Linked DNA regions of Homo sapiens: region 2 is linked to region 1. The links are chromatin loops, found by intact Hi-C in ENCODE. Cell type or tissue: CD14-positive monocyte. All regions are shown on one strand. Links, peaks and the distances in the headings refer to the core of each region. The heading gives the core; the rest is flanking DNA. Region 1 overlaps GPAT3 (glycerol-3-phosphate acyltransferase 3). Region 2 has its middle 8.6 kb from the start of GPAT3.

Region 1 (8,338 bases), core at 9-8,008:
CCAAGATTGTGCCACTACACTTCAGCCTGGGCAACAAAGTGAGACTGTCTCAAAAAAAAAAAAAGAAACAGCGTAAAAGGCAGCAATCTTAACCCATTTGGAGAAACACTCCATCAATAACACATCTGAACATGCAGCCCAATGTGTTTAAGAATAATGTGCATATTCTGTACTGATATAATGTACATTATAAAACATCTGGAAACGTAAAAAAAAGTATAAATATTTTTATTTAAAAATACAGTATTTTGAAATTATATTAATGTTGCAATTTGTCCTCACTCAAAATAGGATAATAAAGTAATACATTAATATATATTATTAATTTTATAATTATAACTATCAATTTTATAATTATAACTTAATAACATGATATATTACTATAACTAATAAATATAATTAATACTATTACAATTTTGAGCAAGAAGAAAGCTTTTTGAACATGCTTTCCTATAAATACCTTGATAAATAAGGTGTTAAATTTTGTTAAAGACTTGACATAGCAATTTGAAGGTCAGGTTCTTTTTTCTTGTCAGTTACTGATGCAATAACTAAATTATTGTTTAATCTCATCATCAATTATGCAAAACTTTTAAAATAATGTTTTGCCATCTTGCCCCAATGAGAATCACTTGTTCCCATCCATTAAATCAGAAGGAGTTTCATTTTAACATGTTTAACAATTGGGTTCAAAACTACTGAAACTTTTTATTTGCTAGATTAACAGGCCAGAACATTATGTATCCCAGTTTAAGTGAGGCAATGTTAGAGTTCTCATAGATGACATAAGTTTTCAGCCACAGTCTGTTTTTTAAGAGCTTTATTGACATACAATTCACATGCCATACAATTCAACCCATTAAAATGTGTAATTCAGTTCAGGCACTGGCTCACGCCTGTAATCCCAGCACTTTGGGAAGCCAAGGCAGGCGGATCACTTCAGGTCAGGAGTTTGAGACCAGCCTGGCCAACATGGTGAAACCCCATCTCTATTAAAAATACAAAAATTAGCCAGGCATGGAGGCACATGCCTGTAATTCCAGCTACTCGAGAGGCTGAGGCATAAGAATCGCTTGAACTCAGCGGGCAGAGGTTGCAGTGACCCAAGATTGTGTCTAAGTGATGGAGTGAGACTCTATCTCATCATAAAAATAAATAAATAAAATAAAGTATGCAATTCAGTAGTTTCTGTCATATTCACAGAGTTGTGCAACCATCACCACATTGTATCTTAATACAATCTGGTTTTTGAAAAGCTCATTTTGTAGTAGGTGCTTCTTTTAAAAAGCATTTACAAAGCAGTTCTTCCACACTGAAGAGTATCCACTAAGAGTAGGAGTCTGAACTCTGCATTTTCTTTTTGTTCTTGGATGCTTATATCACTGCACTTGATCTTAGCCCAAAGGCCAAGAAGTAATAAATGTTTACATTGCTTTATTATCTTAAATCATAGTTTCTTTGCAAAAATATTTTAAGTCACTTATCTATTTTGTGAGCATTTGTTTAGTAGATAAGGGAATCATAACAGCATTTTCTGGGCCCCCACAGCATGGTGAAAGCTAACCAACAACAAACAAGGGCATCTCAAGCACTGTGCTGTAGAATTCCTCATTCTTCCTTCAGGTTACCTTGGATACGAACCAATCCATATATTAAACTTGACTAAAGCTTCATGTGTTTTTGTTGTTGTTGTTGTTGTTTATTTTTTTTGAAATGGAGCCTCACCTCACTCTGTCACCCAGGCTGGAATACAGTGTCTCACTGCAACCTCCGCCTCCCGGGTTCAAGTGATTTCTCCTGCTTCAGCCTCCCAAGTAGCTGGGACTACAGGCATGTGCCACCACACCTGGCTAATTTTTGTATTTTTAGTAGAGATGGAGTTTAACCATGTTGGCCAGGCTGACATAGAACTCCTGACCTCACCTCGGCCTCCCAAAGGGCTGGGATTACAGGCAAGAGTCACTATGCCCGGCCCAGCTTCATTTTTTTTTTTTTTTTTTTTTTTTTTTTTTCAGACAAGAGTCTCGCTCTGTCACCCAGGCTGGAGTGTAGTAGCGTGATCCTGGTTCACTGCAACCTCTGCCTCCTGGGTTCAAGTAATTCTCTGCCTCAGCCTCCCAAGTAGCTGGGACTACAAGTGCGTATCACCACACCTGGCTAATTTTTGTATTTTTGGTAGAGATGGGGTTTCACCATGTTGTCCAGGCCAGTCGAACTCCTGGCCTCAAGTGATCTGCCCACCTCAGCCTCCCAAAGTGCTAGTATTACAGGTGTGAGCCACCATGCCCCTGGGCTTTTTCTTTTTAAGAATGAAAACAGAATAAATGGAAGCTCTAGTTATAAAGCGAACAGAAGCTTTTTTTCTTTCTTTCTTTCTTTTTTTTTTGGATACGCAGTCTCGCTCTGTTGCCAGGCTAGAGTGCAGTGGCACGATCACAGCTCACTGCAACCTCTGCCTCCCAGGTTCAAGCGATTCTCCTGTCTCAGCCTCCCGAGTAGCTGAGACTAGGTGTGCTCCACCACGCCCAGTTAATTTTTGTATTTTTAGTAGAGATGAGGTTTCACCATGTTGGCCAGGATGGTCTCGATCTCTTGATCTTGTGATCCGCCCACCTCGGCCTCCCAAAGTGCTGGGATTACAGGCGTGAGCCACTGCACCCAGCCAGAACAGAAGCTTTTAGTAAATAAGAGCTCTAATATTTCCTTCCTGCATGCCAATGGATAGTCTTGTACACTCCCAGAGTACACGAACCCTGTTTTGGGGGCACTAGTTTAAGGTTCAAGCAAAATTATATGTGAAACCTTGAATTTCGCTTCATTATCACAGCTGAAATGATTCCCAAAAGACATACTATGCCCCAATGTCTGAACTAGCAATATGGGCAAAAAAAAACAACAACAACAACCCAGAAATAATTTCTTAGAAATCTGCATTTCCCTGTAGTTAAGCAATACTTTCCCTGGTAATAAATCTGAATGAGGCAAGCATAGGCCACCCTGGGGGTGGTAAAAAGATTTCAATTCATGTGCCAAGTTTAGTTGGCAGGTAGCCACTGCCTGGAAAGCTCTGCTGAGAGGATGCCAAGGCCATGTCCAGGGAAATGAAGCAAGATGATCAACAATAATGTTGTGGCTGGTATACGTGCCTACTACTGCTACCACCACGCTAATCAGATCTCAGCCACTTACAGCTTCATCCCACCACGCAGTGCCTTCTACTCATGTTCCACATCGTGCTTTCCATAAACTAGGCTTGACACTGCCTCCTCACCAGGTGGCACTCAAGCTCAGAAGCAGAAGGGGACCCAGGTGGGGACACTTTAATAAGAGCAGTCCGTGATCACAATGAATTGGATGGAACAAACACACTTCGAAATGGCTCTCTCCCACGTGTAACCACACTCAAGAATTTTTTCTCTCTTATGCAGTTATGAAGTGCTATGGACTGGCAAAGAAAGGCAGTGGGTTCTGGTCAGCTCTTACAGTTTGGCTGATGCTCTAGTGAATATGAAACTGTTGATGATCTCTCTTCTTCTTCTTCCTCTTCCTCTTCTTCTTCTTCACTTCCCTTTTCTCTCCATCCTCAAGTTAGCTCAGACTCTAATAGCAAAGTGGATCCAGATTCTAAGATATACATTGGATTCTGAATATACAACTTCATTTGGGGAAAAATTGTGAAAGGAAAATGGATACGTAATACATTCCTTTAGAGGTCATGTTTGGTGGCATTTCCTACGTGGGAATGGGTGGAATAAGCACCACAGAACACTTACGTGGCCATTATGTACATGATTCAAAAAGAAAGCTGAGTCAAGCGTATCATCAAATTACCAGGCATATGACTTACCTCAGAGGCAGTAGGACACAATAGCGCACTATGACGCCCAGCACCCACACCATAGTGAGCCGCAGACTGATGTACTGGAAATTTACATTGGTTCTTGTGAGGAGATTCCATGACACTAGCTCCTCTGAGGAAAACCTCTGGGTCACTTCATCTTCTACAATGGCTTCCAATCCCTTCTTGGAGAAATAAAACACGTCAGACAGCTCAAAGTCCCTTCCTCGTAGACCAGAGAGCCCTTTTTCCATGGGTGACTCATCTCTTTGGATAATACCTTAAAAGAAAGCATCAGGACATGAGAAAATGCCATACGACAGAAGAATTGACCAAAAGGGCAACTTTAACTGTGTAGAAGTTAAATATGCCAAACAAGTAAATAAGTTTAATGGGTGACATCAGCCATCTTCAGAAGTAAGAGACAAACAATTGCAGTGGGAAAAGAGGTGAAATCACTGTGTCTGCATGAAATGGCCTCTACCTCATGATCTTTGTTAATTATAAAGAGGGGTTTTTGGTCCTCCATAATCCTCTTGTTTGGAATTCTTCCCTGCATACCATTAGACAAAGAACTCACACACACACACACACAAAATTCTCCCCAAGTATAACTCTAGATTGTGTAAAAACAAAGACTTCTGTTCTCCCTGACAAAAACCATAAAATCAAAAAGCAAGCAAAATGGCAAAAGATTCACCATAAATGGCAAAAAGTTGATTTTTTTTTTTTTTTTTTTTTTTTTTGAGACGGAGTCTTGCTCCGTCACCCAGGCTGGAGTGCAGTGGCGTGATCTCAGCTTACTGCAAGCTCCGCCTCCCGGGTTCATGCCAATCTCCTGCCTCAGCCTCCCAAGCAGCTGGGACTACAGGCACCCGCCACCACAGTCGGCTAATTTTTTGTATTTTTAATAGAGACAGGGTTTCACCATGTTAGCCAGGATGGTCTCAATCTCCTGACCTCGTGATCTGCCTGCCTCTGCCTCCCAAAGTGCTGGGATTACAGGCGTGAGCCACCACGCCCGGCCGATTTTTTAATATATGAAAATTATTTAATAAGAAAAACACAGCCTCCTGCATAAAAGTAAGCAAAGTTCACAGAAACAACATGAATATTAATAGTTAATATCATACAACTTTTCACTAGTGAAAAAGGAAATGTGAATTAGACAAAGGCCTATTTACAGTATCAAATCAGCAGCATTTTATTCAATGACTTGAAATGACACAGGTACTCTCATATTCAACTTGTACAAGTACGGAAGTAGTAGCAACTTTGTCAAAGTTGGTTTGGCAATGAAAAGACTGAAGATAGTTTTGCTGATGATCAATAACTCCAATTCTAGGAATCTGTCATCAGAAAATAATTAGAAATGTAGGCAAATGTAGGCAAGGGTGTTCACTGTAGCATTCTTCATTACAATTAATCCAAACAATGATATAAAATGCACCCATTAACAAATACTATAATGTTAATCAAGAAAAGACGGAATCTAAAACTATAGTTTCACTCTATGAAATACATATACATAGAAAAAATGTAAAAATGAAAACATTAAGTAGCTATTTCTAGACAATAGGATTAGGTTTTCCTCTCTGTGCTGTTACTGTATTTTCCATCAAGAAAATAATTAAATGATTTTTTAAAGCAGCATAAATTTTTATGAATTGAAAAATGACTACTGTCATTCAATTCTAACTATTAAATACAAAAAATGAGAAAGTCTTCAAAGAATAAAGAGTAGCTATATACACAGTCATATGATCATTCATTGGTTCCTTTGGGGTGTATCACAAAAGGTTACTTCTGACATTAGACTACAAAGAAAAATATTTTCTTTTGAGATAGTAATTAAGATGTTAAATTCCCTGAAAGAAGATCTTTTTTGATCACCTCATTTTCCAGTTTACTAGGAAATCAATGAGGAAAATGGACAGTGCTGTATTACCTATCCCGGAAAGAGTTATACGTGTATTAGTAGAAAGAGCTGTAATAGTTCAGTTTTCGGAAGGACTAATACTACACTAGAGGAGAAAGGAAAGAGGACCTGGAGTCAAAAGCCAAGTCCTGTTTAGGACAACCACCAGCTCCATGACTGATGTCTTTTATAAACTGAGAGAATGGAAACAATTTAGTTTTCTTACAGGGCTAATGTTTTATGATTTTAGGTGTGGGATATATGGGGATTTTGGAGTTTTTGTCCTACATGCAAAGTTTATACCTAGTCACCTTAAGAATTAAAGCAATAGGGGCTTGGCATGGGGGCTTATGCCTGTAATTCCAACACTTTGGGAGGTCAAGGTGAGCGGATCACTTGAGCCCAAGAGTTTGAGACCTACCTGGGCAACATGGTGAAACCTGTCTCCACAAAAAATACAAAAATTAGCTGGACATGGTGGCATGTGCCTGTAGTCCCAGCTACTTGGGAGGCTGAGGCAGGGGGATCACTTGAGCCCAGAAGATGGAGGCTGCAGTGAGCCATGATCATGCCATTGCACTCCAGCCTGGGTGACAAAATGAGATGGAAAGGGAAGAGGAGGGGAGGGGAGGGGAGGGGAGGGGAACAGAGGGGAGGGGCGGGAAGGGAAGGGAAAGGGAGAAAAGAGGGAGAGAAGGAAGGAAGGAAGGAAGGGGAGAGAGAGAAAGAAATAAAAATTAAGAAAGGAAAGAAAGAGAAAGAGAGAAAGAGAGAGAGGGAGGGAGGGAGAAAGAAAGGAAGGAAGGAAGGAAGGAAGGAAGGAAGGAAGGAAGGAAGGAAGGGAAGAAAGAAAGAAAGAAAGAAAGAAAGAAAGAAAGAAAGAAAGAAAGAAAGAAAGAAAGAAAGGGAAAGAAGGAAGGAAGGAAGGAAGGAAGGAAAGAAAGAAAGAAAGAAAGAAAGAAAGAAAGAAAGAAAAGAAAAGAAAAGAAAGAAAGAAAGAAAAGAAAAAAGAAAAAAGAAAAGAAAGAGGGAGGGAGGGAAGGGAGGGAAGGAAGGAAGGAAGGAAAAAAGTAAGTTCTTGAATGATTATTAGGTTCTCTTTTTCAGAAGTCAAGTCTAAGTGGTTTAACCTTTTTTCACCATCTCCAAAAGAGGTTTAATTAGTATTAGAGGATGAACCATGATAGTGTGCCTACTGAATTACCCTTTTGCTCTACAGGCACTGCAATACCACTCAAAGCCCATTACTCAATCTAAGTACTGGCCAGTATTTAGCAGTGCAACAGTTTCATTACAGCAGGAGGGAAGAATACCTTCTTCAGCAAATTTCTGAATGAAATACACTGGGGACAATAGACAGCCTTCCTAAAAATAACCTTTTTCAGAGGGGCCAGAGATAAGAATGCAAGTTCAATTGCCCCATATTATTTGACTGAGCCAAGAGAGAAGAGATCTGCAAACAACGCCAGCCCTCCAGCCCCTACACACTTGTTGTGCAATGTTTTCTCTGCCTTCTTACCTAGTTTATTCTGTGTAACTTAAATAAAATATAACTCAATTTTATATTTTAGTTAAGCATCTTTCAAAAGTATGTAGGTAACTGCAATTTATCTAGCCGACAAAGGATTAATTTCCCAAAGGATTAATTTCCAGAATATATTAAGACATACAAAAAATTAATTTAAAAATGTCAAAGAACTCTGTTTTAAAAATGGCTAAGAATATAGCAAGCAATTCATAAAAGAGTAGCCTTATTGATGAAACATTTGAAAACATGTTCTGCTTCACTATAATGAAAGAAATGCAAACTCAAACCACAGTGAGGCCAGGTATGGTGGCTCACACCTGTAATCCCAGCACTTTGGGAGGCCGAGGTGGGCAGTTCACTTGAGGTCAGGAGTTTGAGACCAGCCTGGCCAACATGGTGAAACCCCGTCTCTACTAAAAATACAAAAAATTAGCCAGGCGTGGCGGCACACGCCTGTAATCCCGGCTACTGGGGAGGCTGAGGCAGTAGAATCACTTGAATCCGGGAGGTGAGGGTTGCAGTGAGCTGAGATTGCACCACTACACTACTCCAGCCTGGGCAACAGAACGAGACCCTGTCTCAAAAAAAAAAAAAAAAAAAAAAAAAAGCCACAATGACATACTCCTTCATACCCATAAGCCTGATAAAGATGTTTAATCTGATAATGTGAAGTACTGGTAAAGATGTGCAAATTCAAACACATTCAGAGCCTATGACCTAGCAATTCCACTTCCCAGGTATAACTTAGGAAGATCTTTTTAAAAAATAATTTCAAACATACAGCGAAGTTGCAACAATAGGTCACTTCACCCAGATTCACTAATTGCCAACATCTTGCCACATTTGCTTTATTGTTCTATCTTTATATGTATATAAAAAAATTTTCCTGAGCCACTTAGAATATGTAGTAAACATCATACCCATTACCCCCAAATACTTCAGCATATGTTTCCTTAGGACACAGAGATTCACTTATTTAACCAAATTGTAATTATCAAAATCAAGGAGGTTGACATTAATGCAATATGAGAATCTAATCTACAGACTTTATTCA
Region 2 (8,338 bases), core at 233-8,232, 54 kb after region 1:
CAGAACAGCTAGATTGGTTACAGGTTGGTGTTTGCCTTATTTGAACACAGTTTGAACACTCAGCAGTCTATGAGTGGTTAAAGTATGACTCCTGGGATTGGCCAACACTCAGCTATTGTTACAGGCACATACTCTTTTTTTTTTTTTTTTTTTTTTTTTTTAGAGACGGTGTCTTGCTCTGTTGCCCAGGGTGGAGTGCAGTGGCATGATCTCAGCTCACTGCAACCTCCGCCTCCCAGGTTCCAATGATTCTCCTGCCTCAGCCTCCCAGGTAGCTGGGATTACAGGCAGGCGCCACCACGCCCAGCTAATTTTTGTACTTTTGATAGAGACGGGGTTTCACCATGTTGGTCAGGCTGGTCTCAAACTCCTGACCTCAGGTGATCTGCCTGCCTTAGCCTCCCAAAGTGCTGGGGTTACAGGTGTGAGCCACCACGCTGGCCAGGTGCATACTCTTAAGTTAGGTTTTTCGATCTTGTCTGCCTATTAAGTTAGGTTGCAGTTCATCCACAAGGACTCAAATATAGAAGCACAGAGTCCTTCTCAGACCATATTTAGTTACTTTAACGCTCTCTAATAGCCAGAAGTTAAAGCTGAAATACTGAACATCTTAGGTTAGATCTGGAAGCATTCCACAGTCTGCATCCAACCCAATTTTCATCACATGCCAAAAAAAATCTTTCCCACCTTCTGTTTTATGCAGGGTTTCTTCTTCTCTGGGTCTTTGGTCACATCCCAGTGCTTCCCCCAGCGCACATACACACACACCTGTCTCCTGTTCTCATCCACATCCCTCACTTCACAGGTCAGGGATCCATCATGGAGATCCTACCAGTTGCTGAGTATGTCTATTCCAATTTTGCATTCCAGGACTGGGAAAATAACCACAGGATGGGTTCAAAGATTCACTGGGCCCAATATAAGATGGACCTGAGATAAAACTCCATTGATCACCTGCCCTACATAAGCTCCTAGTTTTACTTGTGAACCAGGATGACATGCTCCCACTTCCTTCACGTCATTCCCACACAATTCTCTAGATTTCTTTCAGCATACTTTGCAAAAAAATATGCAGTTCTTTGGCCAGGCACAGTGGCTCACCCCTGTAATCCCAGCACTTTGGGAGGCCGAGGTGGGTGGATCACCTGAGGTCAGGAGTTCGAGACCAGCCTGACCAACAGGAGTAACCCCGTCTCTACTAAAATACAAAAATTAGCCGGGCGTGGTGGCACATGCCTGTAGTCCCAGCTACTTGGGAGGCTGAGGCAGAGAATCACTTAAACCCAGAAGGCAGAGGTTGCAATGAGCCGAGATCACACCACTGCACTCCAGCCTGGGCAACAGAGCGAGAAACTGTCTCAAAAAAAAAAAAAAAAGCAGTTCTTTTGGAGTACAGTATACTTTCTCCTAGGACATATTTTGGAGTATAGTATACCTCACCTTTCATGACCTGCTAGGACTGGAGTCTAGTTCTAGTCTAGAACCAGACAGGAGTGATGGAGGCAGGTCCTGAGGAGAATGAGCAAGGCAAATGCCTCAGGGAAGGCCATGACACATTCTTCAGGCAAAGGAGGGCTAACTTCTTCAGGCAGTGGTGGAAAGCAGCTACAACTGGCAAAGGAGATGCATCAGAACTTAGGGATTCTGTAGCCTCAGCTTCATCAAGATCTGCCTTGTTCCCATACCAAATTCCAGGATCCTGTTCCTTCTCAGTCAAGGACTCACTTTTGTATTTAATTCAGCCCTTGGCAGATGGAGACTCGGGGGTTGGTTTTCAGAAATCTTTGCCATGTGGCTACAGGAGATGAGGGTTTATTTCAGGACAGACATAGAAGCGTTCAGGTTTTTTATGTGGAGTATGACCTGAGAATTTGAAGGCTTGAGCTCATCCTTTTCTTTTCCTACTACTCAGTGAAGTTAGGAACAATCAGCCAATCTTATTATATTCCGTAGTTTGACTAAAAGCAAATACTTGGACACCCAGAACCTTGCCTCCAGTAGATATTTTATTAGAAGTATCCAGTGGCCATGCCTTGCATATCTCTTACCATATCATAATGTGGACTACCAGTGCCCTCTTTACCACTGAAAATAGAGGCATTGGTGCCTTCAAAACTAACCAGATTAGAAAACCAACTCCAAAAACTCATTCTTATGATTCTGTTTCTCTATAACCACTTCCACTACCAAAATTTCTATCAGTCAAAATCTTTTTTTTTTTTTTTTTTTTTTTTTGAGATGGAATCTCACTTTGTCACCTAGGCTGGTATGCAGTGGCACGATGCCCACTCACTGCAACCTCCACCTCCCAGATTCAAACTATTCTCATGCCTCAGCCTCCCAAGTAGTTAGGATTACAGGCGCGTGCCACCACTCCCGGCTAATTTTTGTATTTTTAGTAGAGACGGGGTTTCACCATGTTGGCCAAGCTGGTCTCGAACTCCTGACTTCAAGTGATCCACCTGCCTCAGCCTCCCAAGTAGTTAGGATTACAGGCGCGTGCCACCACTGCCGGCTAATTTTTGTATTTTTAGTAGAGACGGGGTTTCACCATGTTGGCCAAGCTGGTCTCGAACTCCTGACTTCAAGTGATCCACCTGCCTCGGCCTCCCAAAGTGCTGGAATTACAGGTGTGAGCCACCATGCCTGGCCTCTATCAGTCAAAATCTTAATCAGAACAGAAGGAAATATGTATTAAGAGATTTACTGTAAACAATCATTTATGCAATTGTGGGGACAGGCAAGGCAAGTCTGAAATACACAGGGCAGGCTATCAGATGGAGCTGACTGAAATTCTAAGGCACAAGAAGCTATCAGTAAAATATCAATATCAATAAAATAACTTCACAGTAACACCTAGATTGTAACTAGAGGACTATAGCCCCTGAATAACTGGAGACTATATCCTGGCCAGTTCGATGCATCAAAAATATAATAAATCCCATGTATGAGAGAATGAGGCTAAAAAAGGAAAATAACATCTCAGTATTAAAAAAAAAAAAAGATAGTTTTGACCTCATGGACCCTCTGAAAGATTTTTGTTTTCCAGACAGGGTCTCACTTTGTCACCCAGGCTGGAGCACAGTAGCATGACCACAGCTCACTACAGCCTTAACCTACTGGTCTCAAACGATCCTCCCACTTCAGCCTCCAGAGTAGCTGGACTACAGATGCACACCACCATACCCAGCTAAATTTTTAATTTTTCTGTACAAATGGAGTTTCTTTATTCCCAGGCTGGTATTGAACTTCCAGGCTCAAGCAATCCTGCTGCCTCAACTTCCCAAAATGTTGGGATTACAGGGATGAGCCACAGTGCCCAGTCCCCCTGAAAGGTGGCGAAGCCTTCCAGGAGTAGCTGGGCTACACTTGGAAAAATGCTGGATTACATGAAAGTAAGTATCCAACAAAAAATAATGCCACTTGGAGGTACATTATTTACAGTGGAATTGCCTAATACCCTGTGCCCTATTTAACATATGTGAATTAAATTATATGACTAAAATAATGTAAATAACAAAAATTAAAATAGTGGTCATTCCACTCGGAGACCTTTTTGAAATGGGGAATATAAATGTGCTTTTCCTTCTAGAACTCTCAGTTCCTGGGGGAAGGTCTCTCAAAATGTGAACATTTTCTCCATGGAGTGCAATCCTAGTGTTTAAAGCTATAGTTTATATTTTCAAACTGCTCAGCCCTAAAAGCCACATAAGTACTTCATTTGTGCTCAGTCCAAGAAGTAATGAATCTATTCCAATAATGGAAGCATAACTGCCCAACAGATTCTTCTTGCCCACTGCCCAAATAAAGCCAATTTATTAAGACAAGAGAATTGCAATAGAGAGTTTAGGCCAGGTGCGGTGGCTCACACCTGTAATCCCTGCACTTTGGAAGGTCAAGGTGGGCGGATCACCTGAGATCAGGAGTTTGAGAGCAGCCTGGCCAACATGGTGAAACACAATCTCTACTAAAAATACAAAATTTAGCCAGGCATAGTGGCAGGCACCTGTAATTCCAGCTACTCAGGAGGATGAGGTAGGAGAATCGCTTGAACCTTTGTTATCCCAGCTATCGTCTTTGTTTCAAAGTTAAATGATAAGCTAAATTCCTCCTGTAGTTAGCTTGGCCTACACCCAGGAATGGACAAGGGCAGCTTGGAGGTTAAAGGCAAGAAGGAGTCAGTTAGGTCAGATTTCTTTCACTGTCATAATTTTTCTATGTCAGATTTTTTTTTACTGTCATAATTTTTGCAAAAGGCAGTTTCAGAAGGAAAACTAACATGGTGAGAGGTCGTCTAAAATGGTCACCATGATGGCGAATTTCTAGGGAACTTTTCAAGGATAATATTGATTGATACATCCAACTTTTTCTTAGGCTTTTCTTAGGCTTAAAGCCTAATCCTTGGATCTACTGTTAAAAACTTTAGACAAATTAAACAGAGTTTAATTGAGCAAAGAATGATTCATGAGTCAGACAGCCCACCTTCCAAAACCAGAAATAGATTCAGAGCAACCCTGGCACTACTGTCTGGTCAGCGAAGATTTATAGACAGAAAAAAGAGTGACACACAGAAAATGCAAGTGAGGTACAGAAAGAGCTGGATTGGTTACAGCTCAGTGTTTGTCTTGCTTAAATAGCTGGCCACCTGTGAATGATTGAAGTATGGCTGCTGTCTTGAGAGTTGGCTTCTTGCTCTTGCTACAAGAGTAGGTTATAGTCTGTTTACACATCCATTTACACATCCAGTTTGCTATGTACAGATAAACCTTTAGGCCAAACTTAAAATATGTAAGGAGGTAGCTTTAGGCTAAACTTTATCTATTTGTTTGTTTATTTATTTAAAGAGAAACTCGCTCTGTTGCCCAGGCTTGAGTGCAGTTGCGCCGTCTCAGCTCACTGCAAGCTCCACCTCGAGGGTTCAAACGACTCTCCTGCCTCAGCCTCCCAAGTAGCTGGGATTACAGGCATACGCCACTACATCTGGTTAATTTTTGTATTTTTAGTAGAGACTGGGTTTCACCATGTTGGCCAGGCTGGTCTTGAACTCCTGACCTCAGGTGATCTGCCTGCCTTGCCCTCCCAAAGTGCTGGGACTTAATCTAGTCTTATTGGAACCACTGTCATAGTATCTGATACCTGAACCTACTATATCAAGTCTTCAAAGTAGTAGTGAGAGCTAGAGGTGAGAATTTTCATCCCAGGGCAAACGATGTTGTCATTACACACTTGCTGAATTGAATGGAGGGTCTCACAGGGGCAAGTATGAAGCTTGAAGGAGTGGGTACACAGGTGAAGAGAAACCTCTGAAGAGAAAGCCCAGGCTCTCCTCTTCCCAACTCATTTATATACTGGTTATATGTAAATCAGCAGTCACAAGCCAGAGAACCACAGGCCAGATGCCCTTTACAAAGGTCTCATAAAATGTTCTCTAAAAACTTTGAGTTGGCTGGGCAGTGTTTCCCACCTGCAATCCCAGCACTTTGAGAGGCTGAGGTGGGAAGATTGCTTGAGCCCAGGAGTTTGGACCAGCCTGGGCAACACAGTGAGACCCCATCTCTACAAAAACTAAATTTTAAAAATTAGCCAGGCCAAGTGTTATACACTTGTAGTCCCCACTACTCAGGAGGCTGGGGTGAGAGGATTGCTTGAGCCTGGGAGATAGAGGGTGCAGTTGAAAAATTGCCATTGCAAAATTATGACAGTAAGAGAAATCTGACATAGTTGACTCCATCTTGCTTCTAACCTCCAAGCTATCCTTGCTTATTCTTGGGTGCACACCAAGCTAACTTTGGGAGAAATTTGTAGTTTAAATGATAGTAACCCTTCCCAAAACTAAACTGCCTTTCTAAAACTAAAGAAAGTCCAGCAGGTTAGAAGGATGACAGGGGCCCGAATTCTGCTAAAATGTGGGCTTAAACAATTACCAGCCATTATTCTGGAGGTCACAAGACTCGCAACTTCTCCAATTCACTATTTCAGAACCTAAGATTGGCCTTTTGGGACATCTCTTTAGACTTTTGCATTTCTGAGAACTAGATGGCTCCACCCAGACCCTCAACTCTTAGTTCAACTGGTCCTGTAGCCCCTACCCAGAAGCAGACTCAGTGTGCAAGGACCATTGTCCACAGCCCTATGATTGCTTCTCCAACCAATCAGCAGCACCCATTCCCTTAGCCCACTGTGCACCAAACTATCCCTGAAAGACCCTAGCCTCTGAATTGTCAGGGAGATTGATTTGAGTAATAACTCCATCTCCCTATGTGGTGTGGCCAGCCTTATGTCAATTAAACTCTTTCCTTACTACAATGTCATGGTCACAGTGAATTGATTTTGTCTGTGCAGCCCACAGGAAGAACCTGTTAGGTGATTACACAGTAAGCCATGATCATGTCACCACACACCAGCCTGGGCAACAGAGCAACACCCTGTTTCAATAAATAAATGGCCAGGCTCAGTGATTCATGCCTATAATCCCAGCACTTTGGGAAGCCAAGGCAGGTGGATCACTTGAGGTCAGGAGTTCGAGACCAGACTGACCAACATGGTGAAACCCCATCTCTACTAAAAATACAAAAATTAGCCAGGCGTGGTGGTGGGTGCCTGTAATGCCAGCTACTTGGTAGGCTGAGGCAGGATAATCACTTGAACCCGGAAGGCAGAGGCTGCAGTGAGCTGAGATCACACCACTGCACTCCAGCTTGGGCGACAGAGGGAGACTTCGTCTCAAAAAAGTAAATAAATACATTTTAAAAATTTGAATTGATTGCCCACATATTAAAATATTGACACTAAAATTAAAATGCCTATATTATTCTAAAATCAGGTGTTAGAGAGGGAAAAAAATTACTTCCCTCCACCCTTCTCGGTTCTCGTATATCTCTTTTGGCTGGGCTATAAATTAAATTGACATAAAGCAGATTAACAGGAGAAAAAACATACTGAATTACATATATATGTACAAGAGTCCCACAAAATATGGAACTTGAAAAGGGGCTGGGTGATTGAAGCTTTCAAAGCACTCTGAGCTACTGAAGGGAATACGGGCTTGGAGCTTTTGGGGTGTGGTAAAGACAAGTTATGAGAGGGTGAGGGGAGGAAATGCATGGTAGATAAAAGCTGTCTTGTTTTGGGGGGTTTTGTTTGTTTGTTTGTTTTTGTTTTTGAGATGGAGTCTCGCTCTGTCGCCCAGGCTGGAGTTCAGTGGCACGATCTCAGCTCACTGCAACCTCTGCCTTCTGGGTTCAAGCAATTCTCCCACCTCAGCCTCCCAAGTAACTGGGACTATAGGCGTGCACCACCACACCTGGCTAATTTTTGTATTTTTAGTAGAGACAGGGTTTCACTGCGTTGGCCAGGCTAGTCTTGAACTCCTGACATCAGGTGATCTGGCTGCCTCAGCCTCCCAAAATGCTGGGATTACAAGCATGAGCAAACACACCCGGCCGAAAGCTATCTTGTTATGCAGATGAAGTCTCTCAGGTAATAAAAGTAATCTGAAGTAGCCCTCTTCCTGATACAGATACTTTTACTAATGTAGATTTCCTTTATAGATCTAAATTTCTTTTATAAAATGAGTTTTTCAGAGCTTCCTGATAGATACTTTTACTAATGTAGATTTCGTTTATAGATCTAAATTTCTTTTATAAAACAAGAGCTTTTCAGAGCTACTCCTGTGTCTGCAGTTCCTTAGAATAACCAGCTTGAAATATGCCAAAGAAGTATATTTTGAGGTGTCATAGTCTGGTCTCCTATAGTCATGTTTTGGGGTGGTGGGTCCTGAGCCCCAACACAGGCAACCCTGAGCTCACATGTCTGCAGAACGTAACCTCTTCAGTGTGTCCCCTCTCCATCTCTTCCACGGTCTTTTGTCATCACCCTGGCATTGACATATCTCTTATATCAAGCAGTGGCTCACACCTGTAATCCCAGCACTTTGGGAGGCTGAGGTGGGTGGATCACCTGAGGTCAGGGGTTCAAGACCTGCCTGGCCAACACAATGAAACCCAATCTCTACTAAAAATAGAAAAATCAGCCAGATGTGGTGCACCTGTAACCCCAGCTACTAAGGAGGCTGAGGCAAGAGAATTGCTTGAACCCGGGAAGCAGAGGTTGCAGTGAGCTGAGATCACAGCACTGCACTTCAACCTGGGTGACAGAGTGAGACTCTGTCTCAAAAAAAAAAAAAAAGAAGAAGAAGAAAATGACATGTACTTTGTACCTAAGTACTTATCAAAATGTGTCTTAACCCCAGCTTACTTTCTGCTTTTCATCACCTGTCCAGCCTCTTTCAGTAGGCATTTGAATTTAACTGTTGATAAACTTCAGTTAGTGCCAGTTA

The links. A loop is a pair of places that touch in the nucleus more often than their neighbours do. Peaks named below come from ENCODE experiments on the same cell type or tissue, not always from the same donor. Only the 100,000 strongest peaks of a DNase experiment are listed, where the experiment ranks them.
Region 2: it touches region 1 in a loop (3-fold over the local background); 17 of 110 quality-filtered maps call a loop at or near these places.

Annotation. Positions count from the first base shown.
Region 1 is chr4:83,577,342-83,585,679 of GRCh38, reverse strand. GPAT3 (glycerol-3-phosphate acyltransferase 3) reads right to left here. Exons shown (of 12, transcript NM_032717.5): 3 at 3,848-4,118. Among named protein-coding and RNA genes, the nearest start is that of GPAT3, 45 kb to the right of the region's middle. RefSeq lists a silencer at 2,850-3,144. In CD14-positive monocyte, for the core only: CTCF peaks have their summits at 3,099 and 3,301 (motif pointing right); DNase peaks (open chromatin) are centred at 3,519 and 3,829; H3K4me3 peaks cover 855 bases; H3K27ac peaks cover 1,604 bases.
Region 2 is chr4:83,523,367-83,531,704 of GRCh38, reverse strand. No RefSeq gene overlaps it. Among named protein-coding and RNA genes, the nearest start is that of GPAT3, 8.6 kb to the left of the region's middle. In CD14-positive monocyte, for the core only: no CTCF peak of the experiment used is centred there; no DNase peak of the experiment used is centred there.